Linked DNA regions of Homo sapiens: region 2 is linked to region 1. Evidence: chromatin contacts called from ENCODE Hi-C or POLR2A ChIA-PET data. All regions are on one chromosome and are shown on one strand. Each heading gives the region's core, a stretch centred on a gene start or an enhancer-like site at or near the end of the contact. The rest is flanking DNA. Distances are from core to core; before and after follow the strand shown. Region 1 overlaps SLC12A8 (solute carrier family 12 member 8). Region 2 overlaps MGLL (monoglyceride lipase).

Region 1 (7,963 bases), core at 2,145-4,644:
CCTTCATCAAGAAGGGTGTAAGTGACAAAGCTGAATATTAACTCTAACCTATCTGTAAGCATTGGACGCATGAGTACTTGGAATGTACAGTTCTGGCCATTGTGCCTAAAGGAAAGTAGAATGGAAAGGGCACCTCAAATAAGAAAACAAAGATGCTTTCCTGTGGGTACAGATGAGATCTGGCCCAGGAGGGTGAATTCATGAGTGACAGCTTGGGATCTGGCTGTGCATGGCAAGCAGTCATGCAGCCACCCAGCCCCTTAGCACTTTTAGCCCTGAGTTAGCTAGTAACATCTTGGACCCTGATCTTTTGCAAGTTGACACCAAGAAGAACAGCTGTGCCCTCTTATTCTATCTGTTGGTGCCTTGTGGGTCATGGATCTCATTCATTCATTCGTCATTTATATTTCTGTGTTGGGCACCAAGAATTCTAGGGTAAACAAGACAGAAGGCCTGCTTAAATGAAGCCTCCAGATTAGTGGAGGGGGCACCACGATAGGTGCTATCCTAACATCATGTTGGGGATGCTATGGAGCACTGAGAAGCAACTACTGTAGTCAGGGAAGAGGGGATGGCCTCACAGTGGAGGTGAGGTTGGTGCTGAGTTTTGTAGCACAATTAGGAGTTTAACAGACAATGAGTAGATTAGGGCGTGTGAACAGAGGCTTCCTACAGACAGAAAAATCATGCTGATCAGACTTTCAGTGTGCAGGGTGTGGAGCTAAAGAGGTCACAGACCATGAAGAGCCTTATATGTCAGGACAGGGGGAGATTTTGATATATCTGCAACGGAGACATTGTGGTCAGATTTGAGTTTAGAGAACAGAGGCTTAGGGGATGATTCAGAGTGAATCATCTGAAGATTTAAACTCATCTTTAAGGGTGAGCTTAAAGGCAAGAGGCCAATGAGCATTGTGGTTGGCCAGTTTGTTCTCAAAGTGTGGTCTCTGGGAACGCATGCGGAATCCAGATTTCTAGGCCCCACCCCAAGCCTACTGAACCAGGAACTCTGAGGAGGGGCCCAGAAGTTTGTGTTTAGCAAGCCCTGCAGCTGAGTCTGGCAGACGCTTCATTTGAGGACCACTGTGCAATCCATATGAAATGTGGTGGTGGATTCAGCTGAAACCATGGAATGAATGGGGGCGAGGCTGGGGATGTGGAAACTGTATCCCAGGGATCAGATCTAGACGACTCAGTGGATGATTGCATGGGGTGCAGGTGGGTGGGTGCTGGGGGGGTAGAAAGGCACAGGAGCAGGTTCTGGCACTGGCGAATGAAACCGCTTCTCACACAGGTATCCCTCATGGGCTTCCTGTTCCTTTTGGGCTTATACATCTCGTCCCTGGCTTCCTGCATGGGAGGACTTTATGGAGCTCCCCGCATCCTGCAGTGCATTGCCCAGGAGAAAGTGATCCCTGCACTTGCCTGTCTGGGACAAGGGGTGAGTAATCCTCTTTTTTTGGTTTGTTTTTTGAAACATGTTTTGCTGCTAACCTCACTGTTGGCCCATCAATTGGTTAAGCTTTTCTGATCAGAGCCTCTGGTCAATTTCTTTGGGGTGACACAGAAAATAATGCAGAGGTCATTTCTTTCAGCCCTGTCCTCTGGCTGGCTTAGGTTAGGGCTAAGTAGATGAAGCATCTTAAATGTCCCAGCCACCCAGCCCCTTAGCACTTTTAGGACTGGGTTAGCTAACCAGTCCTAGTACCATCTTGGACCCTGAGCAGCATGAAAATGCAGTGCCCCATCCTTTAATGAAAATGAATTCAGGATCCTCCAGGTTTAGCATAGAAGAAAGCGTGTTTTGGTCAGGAGGCGAGCTGGTCCTTGCAGCTCTAACTCTGCCCTTGAGTTTCAACCGCCCCTTGGGGGTTGCTGTTTGATGATTTCCTACACCTCTGGCGTCTACACTTCCTGTTAACCATCATGAACCAAACCTTAACTGATACATAAAGGGCAGCTCAGTTGAGACATGGCTGGAATGATTAAAATAGACATTCCTAAAGTCCAGGGGAGGACCAAAGAGACATAAACAGAGAATCCCATTTCCCACTAATATGGTTTGCAAGCTAGAGTTCATTTTTGTCTTGTTGGGGTACCCCAGAGGGCCTCCCCAGCCGCTTCCAATTTTCAGCCTCTCTCTGGTTTAGGGAACACATCGTTGCAACTTATCCTTGATTTCTTCCTTTATCTTCCTCCAAAAATGCAGTTTGGTTTTGGACATAGTCCGTTTGAGATCCTATTAGACGTTCACTGGAAATGTTGAGTAGGCAGTTGGATATGTAAACCTGGGTTTCAGGGGAATGTTTTAGGCTGGAGATTCAAATTTGGAAGTTGTCAGTATAATGCCGGTATTCAAAGCCGTGAGCCTAGTTGAGCTCACCAAGGGAGGGAGTACAGATAGAGATCTGAGGATGGAGCCTGGGGCTGCTTTAAATGTGGAGTTCAGAGACGTGAAAAGCCAGCCACAGAAACCAAGAAGGAGCAGCCAGTGAAGAGGGAGGCCAATCAGGAGAAGTAAGGTGAAGAAAGTGTTTCGAAGAGGACTGAGTAGCCAGCTGGGTTAAAGAAGACAGGGACTGAGAAGTGACTGTTGCTTTTGGCCCAAGAACTATGTCAGTGACTGTGATGAAGAGCTCCCAGGAGAGGCAGCTAGCACCTTTTTTCCACTCCTGTCCACCTGAAGGTCACCATACCCACCTCCATTAATAACAGGTGTGTGTAATGTGTGTGTGTGAGTATTTGCGGATACTCAGTGTCAGAATTAGTGTCAGAATTCCCCTCCTCCAGCCACCAGTGATTCTGCTGTGTCTTCCGCAATCTGCCTCTCCCTGGGAAGAATCAACTTTGCATTTCTTTGATTTTCTATGCTGGTATTAAAACCCAATGAAAGACAAAAGGAGGAAATATTTGGGAAGTCAAAGTTCTATAATAATGCCCCATGTTCATAGTTATTCCTATGGCTGGGCACAGTGGCTCATGCCTGTAATCCTAACACTCTGGTAGGCCAAGGTGGGCAGATTGCTTGAGGCCAGGAGTTTGTGACTGGCCTGGGCAACATAGCAAAACCACGTCTCTACAAGAAATACAAAAATTAGCCATGCATGGTGGTGTGCACCTGTAGTCCCAGCTATTCAGGATGCTGAGGTGGGAGGATGGCTTAAGCCCAAGAGGCGGAGGTTGCAATGAGCTGAGATCACATCACTGCAGTCCAGCCTGGGCAACAGAGCCAGACCCGGTCTCAAAAAAAGAAAAAAAAAAAAAAGTTGCTAATGCAACTAATATCTGTGGAGCTTACTGCATGTCAGTCTGTGTGAAGCATTTCGCATGCATGAACTAATCCCATGAGTAGGATATTATTATCTCAAGTTTATAGATGAATAATCACATGGGGAGAAGTGGCTGAGTCATTATGAGTTGTGTTTCTAGCCTGTAACTTCTGAAATCTCTGAAGCGTTCTATCTGAAATTTTATGGTCCTGCATGTTATTTTTGTTCCTGCAGAAGGGGCCAAACAAAACACCCGTGGCTGCCATCTGCCTGACCAGCTTGGTGACCATGGCCTTTGTTTTTGTGGGTCAAGTGAACGTTCTGGCCCCCATCGTCACCATCAACTTCATGCTGACATACGTTGCAGTGGACTACTCTTACTTCTCCCTGTCCATGTGTTCCTGCAGCCTGACCCCGGTGCCTGAGCCGGTGCTCAGGGAGGGCGCAGAAGGCCTCCACTGCTCTGAGCACCTGCTCTTAGAGAAAGCTCCCAGTTACGGCTCTGAGGGACCTGCCCAAAGAGTCTTGGAGGGCACGCTACTGGAATTCACCAAGGACATGGATCAGCTCCTCCAGCTAACCAGGAAGCTTGAGAGTAGCCAGCCCAGGCAAGGAGAGGGTAACAGGACCCCAGAAAGTCAGAAGAGGAAAAGCAAGAAGGCCACCAAGCAGACCCTACAAGATAGCTTCCTCTTGGACCTCAAATCCCCTCCTTCTTTCCCTGTCGAGATCTCTGACAGGTTGCCCGCTGCCTCCTGGGAGGGGCAGGAGTCCTGCTGGAACAAGCAGACTTCCAAGAGCGAAGGGACTCAGCCTGAGGGAACATATGGAGAGCAACTTGTTCCTGAGCTGTGCAACCAATCAGAGTCCAGTGGAGAAGGTGAGTGCTCTGGTATCACACTGGGGCCTCTTATTTGGGGATGACCACTGATTATCCTACCTACCCAGTTATTGTGAACCAGTTATAACTGGGTTTAAAATCCTTGTTAATTTTGTGCAATATTTGTTTTAAAACATTATATTCAGGTATCAGCTGAATTATTTGTAATTATACTCTGTTATAGATAGTTAATTTTAAACAGAAATTTCTATCTACTCCTGTATGTTAGACCTGAGAGCCACAGCTAGTAATTGGGTATCAATCTCTTTTCACTCAAAAATGAACAGAAGTATAAAGCCTCAATGTGAGTAAAATCAATCTCTCCTTACAAGAGAAGTGGAAATGTGTTGTGATAAACTACCTGTTAAGGATGCAATATGTTTTCTTTGTGGAAGATGAACCTCCCAAACCAGGCAAGAGGGGATGGACAGAAGGTGGCTCAAGCTTTGTTTTCTCAAATCTATAAACACAGAGATACACAGAGACACTCACAGAGAGGCTTATAGAGCATGAGAAATTCTGAAAATGAGAACTCGTATTTTCAAGGACCTACCATATTCTAGGTGCTTTACATCTATTACTTCGTGTAATATAACATATATTAGCATTTTCCCTTTTACAAGTAAGACCTTGTGTCCACATGAGGTCACAGAGAAGACTCTGACCTGATTCTTTGCACAGCTGGACATCACCCTGCATTGTATTGTCTGTATTTGAGGCCCATGTACTTTCCTCTACATTATGCTCTCCCTGGAGCTATATACAGACAGGTGTGGGCAAAGAGGAGGAGATGAGGGACATAGAAGGAGGTGTCTGAAAAATAGTGTTTTGGCCGGGCGCGGTGGCTCACGTCTATAATCCCAGCCTGACCAACATGGTGAAACCTTGTCTCTACTAAAAATACAAATAATTAGCCAGGCATGGTGGCTGCTGCCTGTAATCCCAGCTACTCATGAGGCTGAGGCAGGAGAATTGCTTGAACCCAGGAGGCGGAGGTTGCAGTGGCAGGAGAGTTGCTTGAGCCTGGGAGGCAGAGGTTGCAGTGAGCCAAGATCATGACACTGCACTCCAGCCTGGGTGACAGAGTGAGACTCCATCTCAAAACAAAACAACAACAACAACAAAAAACCCCAAAAACCTAGTGTTTTAAGTTCTCCCAGAAACCTGTTTTTCCTTCTTTGCCTCTAAATTTCTGGGAAACTTTTAATTAAAAATAAAAATTATTTTATTTTAATCAATGTAATAAGTGTACAATTTAATAAGCCAAATAATATTAAAAGTCACATAACCAGAAACAGTAGTTCCTACTCTTTTATACCACCCCTTTTACCCTTCTCTATTTCCAGTCCCATTCCCAGAAAATCCCACTTTGAACCAAAAATATGCTTCTTCTGTTAATCTGTCACTAAATAATGTATTTGCATTGCTACTTCTTGATATGTCAGTTTCTGACATCATCTTTTGAGTTGCTGTTATGGTAAATGAGGATTTGGTGCGATCTCAGCTCACTGCAACCTCCACCTCCCGGGTTCAAGCGGTTCTCCTGCCTCAGCCTCCCAAGTAGCTGAGATTACAGGGACCCACCACCACACCCAGCTAATTTTTGTATTTTTAGTAGAGATGGGGTTTCACCATGTTGGCCAGGCTGGTCTTGAACTCCTGACCTCAAGTGATCTACCCACCTCAGCCTCCCAAAGTGCTGAAATTACAGGCGTGAGCCACCACACCCTGCCTGGATTTAACTCTTATATGCCACTCTGACTTCTCCTTATTTAATGCCCCCAGAGTAGTTATCTCACAGTTTTTTATTAAATTAAAAGCTAGTATTCTTGTTATCATGACTAAGTAAATATTGCTCAGTTCTGAGCCATATGTTACACTATGATTACATTTCCTTTTTTGCTCAACTTTTGCTGTTTCCTGGAATTAATAATTGCCTTGGTTTTTTCTTTGCTTGGTTTTCTGTCATCATTTTTCTTTAAATGCTCTGGCAGATCTGTCAAATGCCTTTTTGTGTTATTTTCAAAATGCTCCAATTCTTCAGAAATGTATTCTTTTCTTTTTTCCCCTCTGTCCTATGGCTCCATCCTTCTGTTCCACTCTAGATTGTTTGTTTGCTAGGTCTGCTACAAAGCTGTTGTCTTAGAATTCCTCTTGTTACCACACTTCTGTGTCAGATCCAGGAAACAAGAGATTTCTTACCAAAGTCATGCTTTTACATAGTTTTTCTTTGATAATTCCCCACCCCCATCCCTCCATCCCCCCTCTATTATCTCGATTTTGTATCTTCTTAAATGGTTCTCTAATCTTCTTTCTTTTCTCTTTCCTATTGTTCATTTATTTGTTGTTTTTTTCTGGGATATTTCATGGATTTTCTCTCCCAAGGCTTCTAATGATTTTTTTTTTAAAGTGTTGGTTGTTGTATCAGTCACGATTAGTTTTGACTGAGGATAACAAAATTGCAAAATAATAGTGACTTCATCTAGCTCATACACAAGGATCCAGAGGTGGGCAGTCCATGGCTGCCATGGCAGCTCCATGGTCCTGAGTGACCCATGCTCCTTTATCACTTAGTATATTGTTCTGTGATCCAACATGTGGTTGCTGGGGTCACGCCATTACATTTATATTCCAGGCACTAGAAAAAGGGGAGGGAAAAAGGGCAAAAGGGTGAGCCTCTAAACTGAGTCATTTGGAGGAGGCTTCCTCAAAAGTCCCATTCCAACTTCTCATATTTCATTGGTTGGAATTTAGTCATGTGATTACAACAAACTGCAAAGAAGGCTGATAAAATTGTTTTTTAACTGGTCATATTACTACTTTACATAAAATTATGTGTTTTTTCTTTTTTTCCTAAGAAAGAAGGAGAGATAAGGTAGCAACTATCAGTCTATGCCACAATTATCCAGTTTTTAATTTCCAAGACCTCTTGGTTGTGATCTAATTTGTCCTTGTCTTTTTTTTTTTTTTTTTCTAATTTGAACATCATCTATTTTTGTTCTATGAGTACAATGGCTTATCTTCTCTCTCTGATACTATTATTGATCTTCCTCCTTTAAAATTTTTTTCTGAGGCTGGACATGGTGGCTCATACCTGTAATCCCAGCACTTTGGGAGGCTGGGGCAGGAGGATCACCTGAGGCCAGGAGTTCAAGATCAGCCTGGGCAACACAGTGAGACCCCATATCTACAAAAATTAAAAAGGAAGTTAGCTGGGCATAGTGGCATATGCCTGTAGCCCCGGCTACTCCAGAGGCTGAGGTGGGGGGATCTCTTAAGCCCAGAAATTCAAAGTTACAATGAGCTATGATCACTCCACCGCACTCCAGCCTGGGCGACAGAGCAAGACCCTGTCTCTAAAAATAAAAGTAAAAATAATTTTAAAAAGTTTTTCTGTTCCTTTCACTGTTCCTGTTTTCTTTAATTATTTTCTCTTTGGTTTGGGCTCTCTCTTTCTCTCTCTTTTTTTTTTTTTTTAAATCTTGGAGGCTTTTACTAAAATGTCCATTGATCTTTTGACTTCTTTTTGTACTTAAAAGTGAAGCACTCGCTGGGCACGGTGGCTCACACCTGTAATCCAGCACTTTGGGAGGCTGAGACAGGAGGAATGTTTGAGCCCAGGAGTTCAAGACCAGCCTGGACATCATAGCGAGATCCGGCTGCTACAAAAAACTAAAAAATTAGTGGGGGTATAGTGGCACATGCCTGTAGTCTCAGCTACTTGGGAGGCTGAGGTGGGAAGACAACTTGAGCCTGGGAAGTTGAAGCTGCAGTGAGTGGTGATCACATCACTGCACTCCAGCCTAGGTAACAT
Region 2 (7,963 bases), core at 3,816-6,315, 2.6 Mb before region 1:
TCACTTAAAGGTTTTATTCAGTGGAAGCTTTCTTACCAAAAAAGGAGAATCATCTGAAGGCCAAAGGGACCGATTCCAAGGACCCTGTGTTGAGTGAGGGAGAAGGAGCTGGGCTGATCTGAGCAGGTAGGAGCTCTGCATCAGGCCACTCCTTCCTCCCAGTCCACACGAGAACCAAGAGTCTCTGAAGTCATCGGGATCTCTGGGCTCAAAGCATCTCTGTAAAGTGGCACTGCTTCTGTGAATTACATTCTCTCTTCCCTTCCTTGGAAAATGACCTCTAAGCAGGGGAAGGTGCAGTGAGACATGAGAACATGCCCACAGCTGAGATTTTTAAATGGCCGCAGGTGAACACAGACATCCCTCTTGAGCACGTGATTCAGAAGAGAGGCACACCCACCTCCAGTGAGCATCTACTGTGTACCAGGCACGGTGCTGAGAGCCTTGGTCACATCAGGTGTGGTAGGGGACCAAGGGAGGGGTAAGGACAGTCCCGCAGAGGTTGGAGATGTTAGCCAGGGTCACGCATAGCAGAGAGAAGGGTTGAGAGCCGCCTGACTCTGTGTCTCAGTTGCTGGGGTCACAGAATAGGAGAGCTGGTTTATAATAATGGACGCTGTGAGAAATAGCTGCCAGGGCCGGGCGCAGTGGCTCACGCCTGTAATCCCAGCACTTTGGGAGACCGAGGCAGGTTGATCACTTGAGGTCAGGAGTTCAAGACCAGCCTGGCCAACATGGCGAAACCTCATCTCTACTAAATACAAAAATTAGCCAGGCTTGGTGGCATGTACCTGTAATCCCAGCTAGCTACTCAGGACGCTGAGGCAGGAGAATCACTTGAACCTGGGAGGCAGAGGTTGCAGTGAGCCTAGATCACACCACTGCACTCCAGCCTGGGCAACAGAGCAAGACTCTGTCTCAAAAAAAAAAAAAAAGAAAAGAAAAGAAAAAAAAAAGAAAAAGAAAGAAATAGGTGCCAGGAGCCCCCAGAATATCCTTTCCTGTGAGGGTCATGTTTACAACTTACAGCCAGTGCACTTTTGCACATTTTCAAGAATGATATTTTTCTCCCTAGCAATTGCTTGTCATGATATGAAAAATCGACCCATTATCCCATTGTTTTTTATAACACATATCTGATTTTTAAAGACCCTTTTAAAGGGGAAGACAGAAAAGAAAATTACAGGTGACTTCCCCCATTCTCCTCGCTCGGTACAGCCGAATTGTTAGGAAAGGAGACTGGCACTTTGTCAGCACTAACAACGGAACACACCATTTAATTATACAAGGCTCAGGGGCTGCTCTAAGAGGGCCAAGCTGACCTGGGCTTCTGTCTAGCTTGAAAAACTTCTAGCTATTGACTTTTTGCAAGCTCCTTCACATCTCCAAGCCTCATTCGTGTATTTATTCATTCGTTCAGTCTATAATGTATTAGCTTGATGCCCAGTTACCAACTCCAGGCATGGTGCTGGGCACAGGAGATGCAGCTGTGAACAAAACAGACACAAGTCCCTGCCCTTGGCAGACAATGAGCAGCAATAAATGACTTTAGGGTATGTCCATTGGAGATAAGTGCCACAAAGCAAAATAAAACCTTGGAGGAGGAGGGCGGGGCAGTGGGGGCAGGGGGCCATGCTCAAGCTGCTGGCTCCACTGAGAAAGTGGTAGTTGAGCAAAGACCCAAAGGAGGCAAGGAGGAGCCTCACAGATGACCAGGGGAAAAGGGGGTGGCCAGTGCAAAGGTCCTGGGGCAGGAGGGTGCCTGACTCATGAACAGTCGGGAGACAGGAGGTGAGGTGAGAGGAGAGCACTGTAGGAGAGGAGACAGAGGTCGTGTGCAGCTGGCCACACAGGGCCCAGAGATCCTCAGTTTTCTCCTCTATAAAACAGGAACAGAAGCCCCCAGGCAGCTCCCGTACAGATTTGATGGAATAACATCAGCCAAGTACCTACAGGTGTGCTAGGTGCCCCACCAGTGTAAGCAAGTGTGCGTTTCTTCCCGGCACTCCTGTATCAGCAATCTGTTTACAAGGTGTCGATGACACGTGGCTGAACACATCTGGGTCAGGAGGACCCTGAGCTTGGATTCGGATCTACCCAGGTTGGGGTCAAGAAACACTCTCTCGGAGGCAGGTCCCCCAGCTTCGTGACACTGTCACAGCTTTCTTCATTGTCCCCAAGGTTCTTTGGGTGCTTTTTCTTTTAGGGAGTTCAATGAAGAGTTTCTTTCTCTGGTGTAGTCACTTCACTTGGAGTTACGATTCCTGCTGGAGTTGGCAACTGGGCATCTAGCTAATCTCAGTGTTCTTTGAAAGCGGAGAGTTCCAGAGCTAAGTCATCAATTTCTTGAAGCCAAAAGCCATCTCACTGGTTGTATATATGTGTGTGTATGTCTGTGTGCATGTGTGTCTGTGTGTATTATATATTATATACAGGCACTGGGATATGCCTAGGGCAGTTTCTAATTTAAAAATTAGAAATCAATAAATATATGTAGATTGCTGCCTTCCCGACTGAGCCAGTAGTTACTGCAATAATGCTGCATAACAAATACCCCCGAAACTCAACAGCCTAAAACAACAACTCATGCTTTCTCCTGTGTCTGTAGGTCAGCTGTTTTAGGCTGGGCTTGGCTGGGTGTGGCTCCAGGCCTCAAGTTGGGTTCGGCTCTCTCCACATGTCTGTCAGCTTCCAGGGACAGTGGGCTAGGAGAGTCATGTTCTTTTCTAGGACAACAGCAGAAGCTGTTGATGGTGGTGATGATTTTTAAAGTCTGCACTCAGACTTTCTTACCATCACTCTGTCCACCTTCCATTGACCAAAGCATGTCACATGGCCAAGCCCAACATTTATTTACAGGGTGGGGACAGTGGGGACAGATATTCTTCACCTGGTGGGAGGACCTGAAGGGATGTATGGCAAGAAACATGGATGGAGGAGGTCTTCCTAGGAAGACGAGGGCCCCTCCTGCTACTGACCTAGGTCTGCGTCATCAAGGGTAGCAGCCATGGTGGTTTTAGACAGCATGCAGGCAATCACTTTTTTCTTATTTATATGTATTTATTTTATGATTTCTACATCAGTTAGGAATTAAGTTTGACTGCTAGAAATAAAGACTAGTTGTAACAGTCAATTACACAAGAAAAAGGTTTATTTCTCTTCTGAAAAGAAGTCTGGAGATAGGCCAGGCCTGTGTTTGAAAATGTAGGTTGTATTGTGATTCAGGTATGGTGAGGCCAACACATCAGGAGAGGCTGCCATTGAAAAGATAGTTTGTTCCTCTCAGTTCCCAAGAGAAGGGGCCACAGCATACCATGGGGGCATGTGGGGAAGCACCAGGGCTGATCGGGGATGGGTGAGATGGGGTGAGCAGGCTTAGAATTAGCCAGTTTGAATGATTTTGTGGGCTCTGGGGTGTAGGGGCTTCTGGCATCTGGCCCTGGGGTGATGAAAGCAGAGAAATATTGGCCTGGAGTGGAGGTGTGGGCTCTGGACCAGTTAATTTGCATAGGAAAGATGTGCTTCCCTGTAAGACCTTTACTATCTCTAGTAATTGGCTAGCCCTAGAACAGGTAATTTCCCCAGTCAGCAAGGCCCTAGATGCCAAAATATCAGAATAAAAAGACATACTTAATACTTGGAGTAACAGCTCCATTATTTTATCAAGAAACCAACTTCTTCTATCTGCTCCCCAACCCTTAGAGCACCTAGCTTCATTTACCTCTTTGCCCAAGATGGCTGTGAGAGTTCCAGCCATCACATTACATTTATATTTCAGACATAAAAAATGATACCTATCTTCCACTTAAGAAGCCTTTCTGGAAGTTCCATCTATCCATGCCATCCTGTGTCTCAATGACCAGGAGTTAGTCCCATAGCCACACTGATTGCTAGGGAGGCTGGGAGGTAGAGTGCTCTGCCCAAGCACATTGCCAGTCTGAATAAAATCAGGTTTCAGTTACTAAGAAGAAAAGAGAGAGTGGATATTGGGTAGACAAACGGCCATGTCCACCAGTTACTCTGTGTTTATGGGAAGTGACAGATTTTCTACAAACAATAGTCATAGAAAGTGTCTTTGATAAATACATCAATTTAAGGGGGCGAGGGAACATGAGTGTGTAATTAAGAAGTATATTAGGTAAATAATAATACAGGTGGTGCGCGAAGATTTGGTGACTCTGCCCGGTATATCTGGGGAGACAGAAGGTTGGATGCATTCTCTGGGGCCCGCAGTGGGGCCCCTTGTCCTCGTTCGGAGCAACAGGCACATGTGCCAGTGTCCCGGCTGCACTGAGTCTCGCCGCTGCATGTGGTCCGCCCTTGTGACCGTGCACCTCCCACCCACACGCATTCATAAGCAACCTTCTCCTTGTCCTTGTCACTGAAAACCCATTGACCTACAACTGGCATATCGTGTCTCCCATGTTTGGGGGCCTACAGCGATGGATTGCTGGGTAAGGGAAGGAGCTGAGACCCCAGAAGGCAGGCTGGGTGGGAGAGGCATGCTATCCTTTATAAAGCTGTGAGCAGCTGTTTAAACCCTTCCATTTCTTTAAACACCCTCTTCCTCCTTTTACAAGAGCGTTGAGTCTAGCTCACGTGAACAGTTTCATCTTTGGTTTTTCCCTTGTTCCCAGGTCACAGTGGCTAATGAGAAGTGAAATCATTTGAATCCAGGTTTTATCTTCTCCTTTTCTCTCTGGGGTTGAGCAATGCATGGGGCATCCCCTAGTTGACGAGGCCGTGTGGGCAAAAAGAACAGCCCCCGCAATGGCAAGGACCTTTCCCCCGGGGATGCCACAGCTCGTGACTGTGCAGAACCAAAAAATGCCGAGAAAACAAACATAAAACACCCCCACCATCTCGTGGAAACCCGCGTTCCTCCCACACAATCCCTTCTCTGGGGCGCTAGGTGAATTTGAAAGGGAATGCCACGTACCTAGGGAACGCTTCCCTCTAAAGAGCCTGGGACACGTGGGCATGAGTGCACACACCTAGAAATACAGCTCCCAAGATGCACACCCCACGCGCCCCTCTCTGATGACGTTCTCGCTCTCTGGTGTGGTTTTCTCAGCAGCTGCGGGGGAGGCACACGGGAAGGCCACTGAGGCCTGGGTGGAGATCCAGCGTGAAGCCTACGCTTTCTTGCCCTCCGACAAGGAAAACCCATCCTCCTGCCCGACCCAGCCTCAGAAGCACACCTGTAGGTGCCCACTGGGACCAACAGCCTGAGTGGTGAGAACAGACCTAGAGGCTGTGGATCCCAGCCCGCCAGCCCTCTCTCCTCTCTGTGCCTCAGCGTCCACCCTGGTGAAATGGACACAGGCGGTACTGCTGCCTAGCGGGGCCGTTGCAAGTACTCATCCAGTTAACGCCGGTGAGGGGTGAGGCCCTGTGTAGAGTTGAGGTGCGTGGAGCAGAAGGGGAGGCCCTTCCCTGAAGACGGCTTGCAGTCCTGGAAGGCACTTGTGTGGAGCTTTTGATAGATCTGGTTTTTTTTTTCTTTCTTATTTTGCCTTTTATGGTTGTGGGGGTGACAGCAGGACTGATTCCCTAAAAGGGAGAGATTTTCTCACTTAGTCTAAGCACCTCCTTCTTTTCAGGGGAACTGGGAGTGAGCTTGGTGGGGAGTGGGCGGCAGTGCCTGGCGGGTCGTGACCTCTGAGTTCACAGAGGGAAGCCCCTGCCCTGCCAAGGAGGAAGCTGGAGAGTGAGGCCAGGGCCTGGGTGAGCGGGAGGCTGTGGCCTCCTCCGTAGAGTGCAGCATCAGGCCCCAGCGGGCCACCACCCAAAAGTGACCAAAACAGAACAGGGTGCCAACAGAAACAGCTACTGTGGCTACAGAATGGGCTAGGAGTGCAGGGCGCTGACAGCTGTGACGAGGCTGGTGGGAGGAAGTGACCCCTGAGGAAGACAGGGCTTACACCTGGTGCCTCCCATGCCAAGTCAAGGGTGGGAATGGAGACCCATCACCAAGGAAGAGTGTTGGGGTCCTGTAGGGCCGGTGGAGACCTGCCTGTGCTCTGGACCAGGCTCCTTTGCCATCTCTAGCTGTGTGGCCTTGATTCAGTCATTGGGCTGTTTCTGAGCCCAAATGCAGAAGGAACATTTGTAGATGGAACATCTCCTGCTCTTCTTGCCCCCTGTAGACTATATGCCGACCTTATTAGTGTGGCCATTTTAAGCGAGGAAAGTGAAGGCCACAGAGGTTATGCTGTCTGTGCACAGCTACCCAATCACAGAGACAAAGCTCAGGCCCAGGAGTGCCTGATGCTGATTCGATGAGGCAAGGTCTGCAGAAGCGCCCAGCACGTCAGTTGACATATGTTGTGTTCTCAGCAAACGCTGGTAGAATCCGTGGAATGTGACTGTGGGAACAAAGAGCTATGCCAACTTGGAAACCCATGGGCAAGGGCCATTTTGTGCAGGGACAGATGGCCTCACACCTAAGCCCTGAGAACATCCCTGGGTTCTGAGAGTATGTTAAAAACTGGTCACATCAAGGACCCAGCATCAGCAGGGAAAGGGCACATTATCGTCACTATGGTCTGCTTTGGGTGAAGGGAATTCATCGTCGACACCTGCAGCCCCTCACCTGTCCAGAACACTCACCATCCAGGTTGCAGGAGAGTGACTGGGTGATAGGCTCCTAGAGATGCTGGGGAGGTTGCTCTGCAGCTCTTCCCTGTGTCGTTACTTCTCTTCTGGCTTCTTGTTTTCTTTTGGGGCTTCTTTTTTATTTACACCTTTGACTATTGTGTCTCTCATTTTTGTAATGATTCCTCTTACAGCCTTCTGTCCATACGAATCAGGTGTTCCTTTTATAATACAACAGTAGAAAATCTTTGTTTTTCCCTGTGCAGGACCATTGACTCAGAAAAAAATCAATCAAGGGCACAACAAAATGACTAAATGGAGGGTGATTTCTTTCCCCTCTTAGAAAAATATAGCCACTTCAGTGCACATTCACTTTAGATTAAAGCAGGAAAACTCTACCTGACAAGCCCCATGCTAGGTGCATTTCAGGCTCGGGGAAGAGATGGTAAGGAGGCAGCCTGAGAGCGGTGGGAGGTGAAAGACCCAGGGCTGGGGAAGCTCAGCCGGTTTTGCAGAAAGGGTCAGTTATTGGTCTGTGGATTTTGGGAAGGTTCCATCTGCCACCGTTTTCCTTTAAATGCTCACTTGACCAGGGATGCCATATCTCTGCTTGCTCACTAAAGGGATCTGCCGCATATGTACAGAGAAATAAACCTCATTATCATGAAAAGTTGGGAACAACTCACATGCCCATGAGCACAGGAAGAGTCAGATAAACTAAAGTACTGTCATCCTTTGCCATGATTAAAAAGAAGGAGTTAGGTCTATAATTCTGGCTATGGAAAGGCCTCCAAGACCTGTTGTTAAGGGAAAAAAATAAAGTGCTGTTTATGGAAAGAAAAAGAAGGCCATAAAACAAAATGACGGCCGGGCGTGATGGCTTATGCCTGTAATCCCAACACTTTGGGAGGCTGAGGTGGGTGGATCACTTGAGGTCAGGAGTTCGAGGCCAGCCTGGCCAACATGGTGAAACCCCATCTCTACTAAAAATACAAAAAAATTAGCTGGGAGTGGTGGCAGGCGCCTGCAATCCCAGCTACTTGGGAGGCTGAGGCAGGAGAATTTCTTGAACCCAGGAGGCAGAGGTTGCAATGAGCCGACACTGGCCATTGCACCCCAGCCTAGGCAAGAAGAGTGAAACTCCGTCTAAAAAAAAAAAAGTGACACAGAGCTGAGACATGAGTGTGAGTGTGTAGGAAAAAGTCTAGAATACACATCAAAGTGAGAGGATTGGTCACCTGAGGGAATAGTGAGACTGCGTACATGTATTTTGTTACTTTAAATAACAATTTGTAAAGCAGTAGATGCAGTGCATGTTAACCAAGCATCATTCACGGCTTTTCACCTGCCACAGTGCTTGACCTCT

Evidence for each region. A loop is a pair of places that touch in the nucleus more often than their neighbours do. ChIA-PET counts read pairs that join two places held with the same protein, here RNA polymerase II (POLR2A). Pooled maps may share reads with other maps.
Region 2: a map with no recorded cell type shows a loop between it and region 1 (7-fold over the local background). The contact joins two enhancer-like sites. A Hi-C loop is called at or near these places in 2 of 37 single-sample maps with no recorded cell type and 2 of 50 pooled maps. POLR2A ChIA-PET finds 5 or more read pairs at or near these places in 1 of 52 experiments (IMR-90).

The regions. Positions count from the first base shown.
Region 1 is chr3:125,103,667-125,111,629 of GRCh38, reverse strand. It overlaps SLC12A8 (solute carrier family 12 member 8), which reads left to right. Exons shown (of 14, transcript NM_024628.6): 9 at 1,295-1,441; 10 at 3,504-4,149. Among named protein-coding and RNA genes, the nearest start is that of MIR5092, 44 kb to the left of the region's middle. RefSeq lists enhancers at 2,463-2,632, 2,653-2,732, 3,313-3,382, 3,393-3,442, 3,217-3,717 and 3 more. Within about 2 kb of position 3,394, at least 5 of the 41 ENCODE cell types and tissues checked have a DNase peak (open chromatin) inside an H3K27ac peak, as active enhancers do.
Region 2 is chr3:127,751,898-127,759,860 of GRCh38, reverse strand. The region is part of intron 3 of MGLL (monoglyceride lipase); the gene reads left to right. Among named protein-coding and RNA genes, the nearest start is that of MGLL, 67 kb to the left of the region's middle. RefSeq lists enhancers at 5,125-5,244, 5,395-5,514, 5,625-5,804, 4,700-5,899, 6,005-6,314. Within about 2 kb of position 5,065, at least 5 of the 41 ENCODE cell types and tissues checked have a DNase peak (open chromatin) inside an H3K27ac peak, as active enhancers do.